Regions from separate parts of the Homo sapiens genome. Here region 2 is linked to region 1. Evidence: chromatin loops called from intact Hi-C (ENCODE). Cell type or tissue: PC-3. All regions are shown on one strand. Each heading gives the region's core, and the rest is flanking DNA. Links, peaks and the distances in the headings are about the cores only.

The links. Peaks named below come from ENCODE experiments on the same cell type or tissue, not always from the same donor. Only the 100,000 strongest peaks of a DNase experiment are listed, where the experiment ranks them.
Region 2: a loop joins it to region 1, with 8 times the contacts of the local background. A loop is called at or near these places in 2 of 110 quality-filtered maps.

The regions. Positions count from the first base shown.
Region 1 is chr3:31,163,392-31,168,695 of GRCh38, reverse strand. No RefSeq gene overlaps it. Among named protein-coding and RNA genes, the nearest start is that of MIR466, 4.3 kb to the right of the region's middle. In PC-3, for the core only: no CTCF peak of the experiment used is centred there; DNase peaks (open chromatin) are centred at 1,905 and 2,245; H3K4me3 peaks cover 620 bases; H3K27ac peaks cover 1,720 bases.
Region 2 is chr3:31,766,347-31,771,650 of GRCh38, reverse strand. The region is part of intron 4 of OSBPL10 (oxysterol binding protein like 10); the gene reads left to right. Among named protein-coding and RNA genes, the nearest start is that of OSBPL10-AS1, 65 kb to the right of the region's middle. In PC-3, for the core only: a CTCF peak has its summit at 2,712 (motif pointing right); no DNase peak of the experiment used is centred there.

The DNA of each region.
Region 1 (5,304 bases), core at 1,011-3,510:
AATGAAAGATACAGATACAAACTCATTTTTTCAGAAAAACTAAATAACAGCAAAACCCCAAACTGCAAAACTGGCGGAAGTGCTATAAAAAGCGGTGGAACCCAAGCAAAGGGGTACGCATGAAGCAGAGAGAAACACCATGGCCAGAGAGCTTAGAGATGGCCAGAAACAAGTCACCCATGAAAAGCGAAAGCACACACTCAGGTGAAAAATATCTAAATCCCAGTGGTTGCTGGAACTCCCCAGACCTGTATTCCTTTCAAGAAACAAAGGAGATGAGGTTAAATGAATTACACAGGTAAGCCACATCTGCAGGAAGCAAGGTGTTTACATGGCAGTGGAGGAGACACAAGTCCTTACATTGCAAAAAACCCTATAGTTGTCTATCTCCATTAGATGGGGAGAAGGAAAGGGTAAACACACATAAATACACACACACACACACAGCAAACAATATTCAAGTACACCTGTAACAAGAAATCTACACAATAATTGTTGCAAAAAATACCCATCAACTTCAATGGTGAGTAATGAAACATGTAGAGTACAGGATCAGTGTAAGAAACCAGAAAGAGTGATGAGAAGCAATAGTAAACAGTGGCCGAGAAAGATACGTGTTTAGAAAAAAAATATTACTATCAAAAAGATAATAATCGCAACCATTTTTCCATTATGACTAAATAAACCTAACAATCCCATCACCTTTGTGGAGCTAGAACAAAAAGCAGAAATGTAAGAGCTCAAAATAAAGATAGTGCCTTAGTCAGTTTGGGCTGCTAAAACAGAATACCATAGACGGAATGACTAAACAACAGAAATTTACTTCTCATACTTCTGGAGGCCGGGAAGTCTAAGATCAAGGCATCAGCTGATCTGACATCTGGTGAAGGCACTCATCTTGATTTGGAAATGACCATTTTCTCTGTGTTTCCTCACATAATAGAGAGGAGAAGAAACATTATCTCTCTCCTGTCTCTTCTAAAAGACACTAATCCCATTCATGAGGGCTTCACCCTGATGACCTAATTACCTCCTAAAGTTCCCACTCCCAAATACTGTCACATAGAGTATTTAGGCTTCAGCATATGAATTTTGGAGGGACACAAATGTTCAGTCCACAGCAGGTAGTAAGAATACAAGAAGAAACCAAACATGACCTTAGCAAAAAACATGAAAGAGCATATTAAATAGTAACTATTAAAATATTACATAACCATTACAAAGGTGTCTATTAAATAAAATAAAATAATTGACTAAAAGTGGATAGTAGAGGTGAAGGAGGAAGGAAGGAGAAAGAGAAAATGTATTAAATTCATCATTTATAGTAAGAAATTAATAGGTAGTGTATAAGTTGCAGTTATAAAGATAACTGCTAGCACAAAAATACATATGGTACTAAAGATGAGAAGAAACACAAAATATAAAGCAAAAGATGACACGTTAAAGAAGTTTTGAAGCTAGAAAAAGAAAGCATAATATAAAATAGGATGATAAAAGTACTTGTCATATCCGTACTCATAAATGGGCTAAAATCTCCTGTGGAAAGAAAAAGCCTTTCATATTGGGATCACTACAACATATCCTAACAAGTCTCCTGGACCTCAGAGATAATGAAAGAATCACCTGGGGAGTCACCTATTAGGGGAAAAAATCAGCTGGATACAGATTTTCCCCAGCAACAGTCAGTGCTAAAAGACTGGAGTAACAGCTACAAAACCCTCGAGGAACTAAATAAGATTCAAAGATTTGATACTGGGACAAAAGTTGTTCAAGGCTAAATTCAACAGATCAGAACAGAAAACCACACAGAAATTGTTTTTCCTGTAAGCCTTTCTTGAGATGTCTACCAGAACAAGGGTTTGCAAACTATGGCCCTTGGGCCAAATCCAGCTCACTGCCTGATTTTAAAATAAAGTTTTATTGGAATGCAGCCACACTCATCATTTACATATTGTCTTTGGCTGCTTTCCTGACACAATAGCGAGTTGAGTAGTTGTAACAGAGACCTTATGGCCTGCCCAGCCATATATATACATATACAATCTAGCCCTTTATAGAAAAAAAAATGTTGACCCCTGAAGAAGACTGTAAGTTCTTTAAGGGTAGGAGGTCTATTTCAGTTTTCCTTATATGCTTAGCACTTATAACATATAAGAAATGCTCAATAAATATTTGCCAAATGAGTAAGTACCTTAGTTCTCATTCTTTCACCTTGAGCTCACTCACCCCATCTGCTTCCTGAATCGCCGTTCTTTTTCTTCATTCCCTGAATAGACCCTTGGTAATAGGAATACAGGAAAGTAAATAACTTTTCAGTAAAAGACTGCAAGAAGCCACAAAGAGTTAACACGCTGGCCAAACACTCAGCAGACTAACAGTGAGTTAGTCTGTGCAGAATTGCATTGCATTCTCTGAATTTCTTACAGCTTCAAATACTGCTAAGAATATCTTACATTTGTGCAATGATCTACAGATAACAATTTACTTGCTCTCTTGTCCTTTCTCTGCCTGACTTCCATTAAAATTTGTTCTGTTCTCTTATAAAAAAAAGTTTGAAGGGAAGAACGGCTATACTTAATAGGCATAGAAATTAAACTACAGGATTGCTTGTTAAATCAATCCTATTTCTCTCTCCTCAAAGCTTTTTTTGTCCCTTTTCCTACCCCTCCCCTTTTATTCATGCTAGGTTAGCTTAGACACTTGAGAAGCTTCTGAGCACCGGGGAAAATGGACATCAACCAGAACACCTCCGTTTTCCAAGAGGCAGTAAATTGATGGTTGAGAATGGAGGCTCTAGAGTCAAAGCTCAATTTTAAGTCCTCGCTTTGTCTCTTATTAGCTGTGTGGCTTTGGTTGTGTTATTTAACTCTTCTATGCCTCAGCAACCTTATCTGTGAAACGCATATCGTAATAGCACCTACTTCATAGTGTTGTGGGAAAATTAAATGTTTTAGTGTAGAATAAAGCACTTATAAAAGTACTTGGCACATAGTAAGCATTCACGAGTGTCAGCTAATGTTATTGTTGCTGTCATCATCCTTCACTCTCTGCTGTTAAGGGAACAATTAGCCAGGGACTGGTTTACTCAGTGGTATCTGCAGCAGAGCTATGAGGAGAGTGTGGATAAGAGCGCTTGGACGTGCGTGGCTCTCAGGCTCCTAGAATGAAGTGTTTTCTTTCCTTTGATCTCTGCAGGGTAGTGACTGCTCTACGGGCCTCAATAGCTTCACGTGATGTTGATTTCTGTATCTTGTTGGTTATGGCCAGTGTTTCTTCAGGAATTCCACTTTTAGTTGATTATTCAGTGAAGCTGGTAAATATGATTCCCTGCAGCTCCAGGAAGAAGTAATTTCTGGTTTTTGTTATTTTTGGAAAACTTCTTTGTATGCCTCATTGCTGGTTAAATAGACAAGACTTCTGCTTGCTAGATTTCATGAATTTGGGGCTTTCTAGAAAGCAATACATTATGCTGCTTTAAATATTAAGTGTCCTCAGGATGGGGAACATCACACCCTGGGGCCTGTCGTGGGGTGGGGGGAGGGGGGAGGGATAGCATTAGGAGATATACCTAATGTAAATGAAGAGTTAATGGGTGCAGCACACCAACGTGGCACATGTATACATACGTAACAAACCTGCACGTCGTGCACATGTACTCTAGAACTTATAGTAATAAATAAATAAATATTAAGTGTCTTAAAGAATTACTTTAAACTGATTGCCATGAATAGGATTCACTTTATTTCAGAGTCGAAGAAAGCAGTTCATGTTATAACATGCGGTGTCTGAACGCACAAATCAGGTATTCATCTGATTTTGGCCACTCTAGGACTATAAATAAAACCGTCAGTTCATCAGGTTCCAATTTTCTATCTATAGTCATTCTCAGATTTTTTTTTTTTAATCCTGGGATGTTCTTGGGACAATAAAAAAGATTAGCTAAGAGTGACCAAATCCGCACCCTAAATTTAGTACTATGTTACACTGACTACATACTGTATGAGCTTTAAAGCACTGTAACAACTCACAACAAAAGTTATGTAGTAAATTCTGATATAACCTTGAAGTCTCCACCCTAAGGAGGGAGTGCTGACTTTCAGACACTGAGCCCAAGCAAGTGGCCTTTACACTGGTTTAGTCTGGTTTCTTTCTTGCACGGTCCAGGTTTTGCTAACTTTCCTCAGAGAATCCTGAGCCTGCTTTGCTGGCATGTGTTTCCTTTTGTCCCAGTTTTTGTTACTAGTTACCACAAATTCTTAGGCTTTGTGATATACTTCCCTTATATTCCCTTTTAGCACAGCTCCCATAATGTATCTCTGGAAGGTTAAGTCTGGCAAAACTGGCCTTTACTACTTTACTAATTATATATATATATATGAATGGCCCTCATCTGTTTCCTTGGGGTGGGCTATTTTTCTTTTAAGAAAATGAAGATGATTTCCTCTATGTTTTTTGCAAAAATTCATTATGACGGTAGGAGTGAATATGATCATGGAGATAATGATGTTGATGTTAACAATGACTGCACTTCCTACTACCATGCCATCCTCACAACAACCCCTATAGAGAGATTTTTATATTATTTAATATTTAGTTATAATTTATTCATATAAATTATTTGCAAATATAATAATTTATTGAGAATATTATTTGTATATTCCTTTTACAGACAGGAAAATTGAGGCTAAGAGAAGTTAATTAACTTGCCCAAGATTACATCATTAACACATTTTTGAGCTGGAATTGAAACCCAAGTCCAACTGTCTGTGGAGTCCCAGGTTTTAACCACTAAGATAATAAAAATATAAACATTTACAAATGTAATTTTAAATTAGGAGATCAGATGTGCAAATCTAAAGATTGGGTCATGGACTAATTAGGAATCATAATTGTGTGGAAGTAGCTACCGGCTGGAAAGAACTCTAAGGATTCATTTTGTCCACACCCTGAACCCACTCTCCTCTACTGGGCCATGAATTCTTTTAACGACTACTTAGAATTTTTAAATATTTGTACCATTCAAGGATTTTTATAGTCTTCAAATATCTTTTGTTTTCCATTCTGTTTTTCATAATGAAAAACAAAAACTCAGACCTTAATTTTCATTTAACTAAGTTAAGGTGTATTATCTGAGGTTCCTCAGACAACAGTAAGAGATAATAGACAGGAATTAATGACCCCATTCTTGCATTAGTAGCAAGTAGCATTTTAAACTCTTTGGTTGGTTTCTAGGATGTTGGTTTTACATGTGAAACTTGGATGAATGAGCAATAAAAAGAGAATACTTGAAATGTGTATTTCCTG
Region 2 (5,304 bases), core at 1,659-4,158, 600 kb before region 1:
GATGGGTCCAGGTGACAGGGGTGATTACCTTTGTCTTGTCTCCTGCTAAATCATGGAGGTTTGGGGAGTTCCTTTATACCCCAATAAAACTTGTTTGTGGAGGTCTGGGGAGTTCCTTCAGACCCCCAATAAAACTCATTTAATCCTAAATGGGTCCTGTTAATAATTCCTTCTTTATCTTGTCATGCTTCAAAGCCAAGGAAAGGCCTGGGCAAAACTCTTGGTGGGTGTTTGTGACATTCCAGCCTTTGCATAAGGACACTGGCTCTATCAGCTTTTAATATTGAACTTACCCACTCAGTTAGTGCTGAAACAGTTGTCATGGAGGCCTGCCTGTTCAGCTGTTAGTTAGACCTGGCCTGCCACAATAGCATAGAAATTCTGTATCTGTGATAACATTTATTCAGTGTTTCCTACATGCCTGTCACTGTTTTAAGCACTCTGAGTGTAATCTCATTTAACCTTCAGGGTAATAACTGGTAGTAGCAGGGACAGCAACAGACACAAACACTTACGTAACACTTGCTGTGTATTAGCAGCATTTCTGAGTGATTCACGTATATGGACTGATTCATTCCTCATGATAAGCCTATGTGATGAGAACTATTGTGAGCCCCATTTTACAGGTAAGGAAACTGAGGCCAAGGAAGATTAAACATGCCCAAGATTACAGTTAATAAGTGGTGTCCTCAGCCTACACTCCTAGACACTAAACTGTGCCACTTCCTAGAATGGGGAGAATGGGGTGCTCCCTCGACCAGTAAACAAATTAACTGAGTAGGAGCTTGTATTTTCTCGTATTTTATTATGTATTGTTAGTTTTCCGTGAAGCTGAGCTCAAAACTAGTTCCCTTCTTTTTTTTTGAGACAGAGTTTTGCCCTTGTTGCCCAGGCTGGAGTGCAATGACGCGATCTTGGTTCACCGCAACCTCCGCCTCCTGGGTTCAAGCGATTCTCCTGCCTCAGCCTCCCAAGTAGCTGGGATTACAGGCATGCACCTCCATGCCCGGCTAATTTTGTATTTTTAGTAGAGATGGGGTTTCTCCATGTTGGTCAGGCTGGTCTCGAACTCCTGAGCTCAGATGATCCACCCACCTCGGCCTCCCAAAGTGTTGAGATTATAGGCGTGAGCCACCGTGCCAGGCCTCAAAATTAGTTCCTACAGGCATTTTAGCTGATAGTAAACATAGCAAGTGTCAGACAATGGACTCCTGTTTCTCAAACCAGCTTTACAAACAGAGATGACCTGTTCATCAAGGAGAACAGACCACACAGGATAAATGCTTAAGAAATGGGCTATTTGGGTCGATTATTTTTTAATCTTTGAAATTGTTGATGGGGAATGATATGGCATTAACAGCATTGTAGAGTTGGTATAACCCCCGTCCCCCAACTTTTTTCCAGAGGAAAGGAAAAATAGGCATTTTAAAATTCAGTTTAAACCTGAACATTAGCCTCTCAGGACAGAAATGGGAAAATGCTCCCTGCACCTTTTCTCTTTATCTGTATCAGTAGTCCCTTGCCTGACATCCCTGAGACTACAAGTTTTGGTTTTTTTATTGATTGCTTTATCTTTGACCACAAGTTTCTTTGAGAATCTAATGAAAGTCAAGGACTCTTTCCTTAGGAGGAAAATGCTTCTAGGTACAGGCAGAACCTTGTCATCAAATATATTTTGTGGATATTCCCAAACCCCTTGAAAAACCCATTGAGATGGCATTGCAGGGTCCATAGATTTCAGAACCTTCTTAGGGGATCCATGAACTATTTTCACCATTTAAAAATACCTACAATCAAGCAGTTATCTGTTTCTTTGCTCTTGGCTGGAGTTAAGTGAGCATTTGCTGGGAAATCTGGTTTTCTTATGTAGACAAATAACTGAAAGCAAGAAGTGGGTGAGGTGGGGTTCCTTAGTGGTGAAAAGGTTGGGAACTGACAGCCTATATGGCGTCTCCATCTTCATCTGCCTCTCCTTTTCCCAAATCCTGTAGTCTGCACAGCTACAGTCTAACTCATATATTTTTATAATGAGTTATAATATAAAAATATATTTTTAATAAAATATATTTTTATAATGAGTTATAATATAAAAATATATTTTTAATAAAATATATTTTTATAATGAGTTATAATATAAAAATATATTTTTAATAAAATATATTTTTATTCTGTTTTTTTTTGTTTTTTTTTTGTTTTTTTTTTTTTGAGATGGAGTTTTGCTCTTGTTGCCCAGGCTGGAGTGCAGTGGCGTGATCTCGGCTCACTGCAACCTCTGTCTCCCGGGTTCAAACAATTCTGCTGATTCAGCATCCAGAGTAGCTGGGATTACAGGTGTGCACCACCACACCTGGCTAATTTTTTGTGTTTTTTAGTAGAGACGGGGTTTCTCCATGTTGGTCAGGCTGGTCTCAAACTCTCGACCTCAGGTGATCTGCCCGCCTCGGCCTCCCAAAGTGCTGGGATTACAGGCTTGAGCCACCGTGCCCAGCCGTCTGTTCTTTGATTATTTCATGCTTGCATGTTTTGTCTCCTCTGTTCATTCTTAAGACCATTTGGGTACCACTTCTTAAGGGCCCCTTTCTTATTTTCCATGGGGCTTGGCACTCAGTAGTTCAGTTGGCTTATTTTTCCGCGGCTGCCGTCTTCTCAGGAAAGTGCAGTGTCTGCCAAAGGTGTCCATTCTTTTGTCAGCAGGGGGCAGCAATGGAATGGGCAAAAATGGTCATTGTTCTTCAGATTAACTTTTCAGAGCTCTAAGACCCTTTAAGGGGTAATACCTACCCAATGTGAATGCTGAGGAAATTGTTTGTGAAATAAATGGAGCTTGATTAAAATCTAGCATATATTTCAATTCGAAGCAATATTATTGTTTTAACTAGAGGAATTGCCTTGTTTAGAGGTGTATGTAGGTTTGGGTTCCTGATGCGTTGGGGTGGCACAGAGGGTGAAGTATACAGTCAGAAGCCTAGGAAGGGAGCCAGTGAGCATTTCCTCAGGCTGCCGGTTACCTTTTATTGCTACTAAATTTACATGAACATAGGCCAATTTATCCCTGGAGTGAAATATGTATTTATGTTGTAGTGTGGAAAGAATTACATGTGTTTATTTTACATCTGGGAAATCTGAAAAAATATCTGCAAGAGTACTAATATTACACATTTTCTAAAAGCTTCGTTTAAAGGTGGTGAATTAATAGTACACAGATAAGTCTAAAGGGAGACAATTTCTAATTATTTTCTGAACTGAAGGAGAAAATGCATTTTCCTTCTATAAATGGTCAGATTAGCCAAAAATTGGGCAGCCCTGAGATAGGAGTTTGGTAGGACTGGTTTTGCAAGGTATGGGTCGCAAAAACCTCCCCTGATAAAAAGAGATGCCTACCAAAACCAAGGGGGCCATGAACGTGACCTCTCGTGGTCCTCACTACTGGTCATATGCTAATTATAATGCATTAACATGCTAAGAGACACTCCCACCAGCGCCATGACAGTTTACAAATACCATGGCAATGTCTGGAAACTACCCTATATGGCCTAAAAGGAGGAGGAACCCTCAGTTCTGGGAATTCCCCACCCCTTTCCCGGAAAACTCATGAACAATCTGTCTCTTTTTTAGCGCACGATCAAGAAATAACCATAAAAATAGCCAACCAGTAGTCCTCAGGGCTGCTCTATCGAGTATCCTTTACTCCTTTACTTTCTTAATAAACTTGCTTTTACTTTACTCTGTAGGCTGGCTTTTGAATTCCTTTCTACATGAAGCCAACGACCCATGTGACCTCCCAGGCTGAACCCAAATTTTGAGGTTCGCCTTGTGACAGCCCCGACTACTGACACAATTGTGATAACTGAAGCAGAGCATTTTCACCTGGAAGAAACAAATCTGAAGTCTGAGGCTAGACCCAGAGCCTGAAGGGTGCATTCAGTGGTTCATTTAACACTTAATTAGGGTCACCTTGCACTAGCCAGGTGCTATGGGAGTGGGGACATGGGCCTGCTCCCCAGACCTCAAGGCCTTACAGAAGAGAAGGGCAAGTGCTCACGGGAGGGCTCTGAGAGACTTGGGGCACGGGGACTTCTAAGTGGGAGATAAGGAAGGCTTCATGAAGAACTGAGGAAGGGCATTGGAAGCCTGGTAGGACTTTGACCATGAGAGATGGGGAGGAAAAGCTTTCTAGGCAGATGTAACCTGACAGGAATTCAAGAGGTGTCATGTTGCCCAAGTAGGTAGTGTATTTATGAGGAGGCAGGGACAAGATACAAAGCCACCGTTTGTGAGAATTACACACAATTATATTTTTTAGATCCTGTACTTTCCAAGTGGTTATTGCAGGGACCACAGTTGAGTTTTTTTCTCACTGGCTTAGTGATGGTCGTGGGAGAAGAACTTATTCCCATGAACAGAGGGAACTGTTTTAATCACAACTGCATGAGCAAAACACAAGAGGGCTCTTGAAAGAGAGAATTGGCTAATATTGTAGCAAAATCCAGAGCTCCTCAGTGGTAATTTTAATTTCCACAAAGTTAATGAAAGTATAGCCCTCCAGACCTGATATGAAAAAGTAGTATAACGTAGCTAATTGGGTTGTTTTCTAGACTTAGGAATCACCAGGGAAAGGCTAAGCTTAGAGAGGACTGTGGATTGAGCCCTCATCTCTTTTTAATCTCCTCTATAACCTGGCAGATTCTATTGGCTTTTCATTATGAGATTGTACTGCAAATGAAAGAAAGAGGAGGTGGGGTGTTCTGGGCTTGGTTACAGCTGGGTGTTTATCACAGGCATTTATAAGAAGTTAGTACACTTTCAGGCCCTCTGACAGGAAGCTTTGTAACCTGGCATTCATGTCATGCCAGCATTAAGTTTAGAGAAATGCTCCATTATTTGATTAATTGTCTTGGATAAAAGCCTTAACTGATGTTCCAGTTGACCTACAAATCTTGTGAAGTGAGTTTTAAAAGTATTTGTAAATAGTATGTATCCTTATAGCTCATGAATGTCAGAATTCTACACTGGGGCCAGCACAGTGGCTCATACCTGTAATCCCAGCAATTTGAGGGGCTGAGGAGGAAGATTGCTTGAGGCTAGGAGTTCAAGACCAGCCTGGGCAACATAATGAGACCCCATCTCTACCAAAATAAAAATTATCTGGGTGTCATGGTGTGAGCCTATACTCCCAGCTACTTGGGAAGCTGAGCTCAGAGGATCATCTGAGTCCTGGAGGTTGAGTCTGCAATGAGCAATGATTGTGCCACTGCACTCTAGCTTGGGTGGTGATGAAGTGAGACCGTGTCTCAAAAAAAAAAC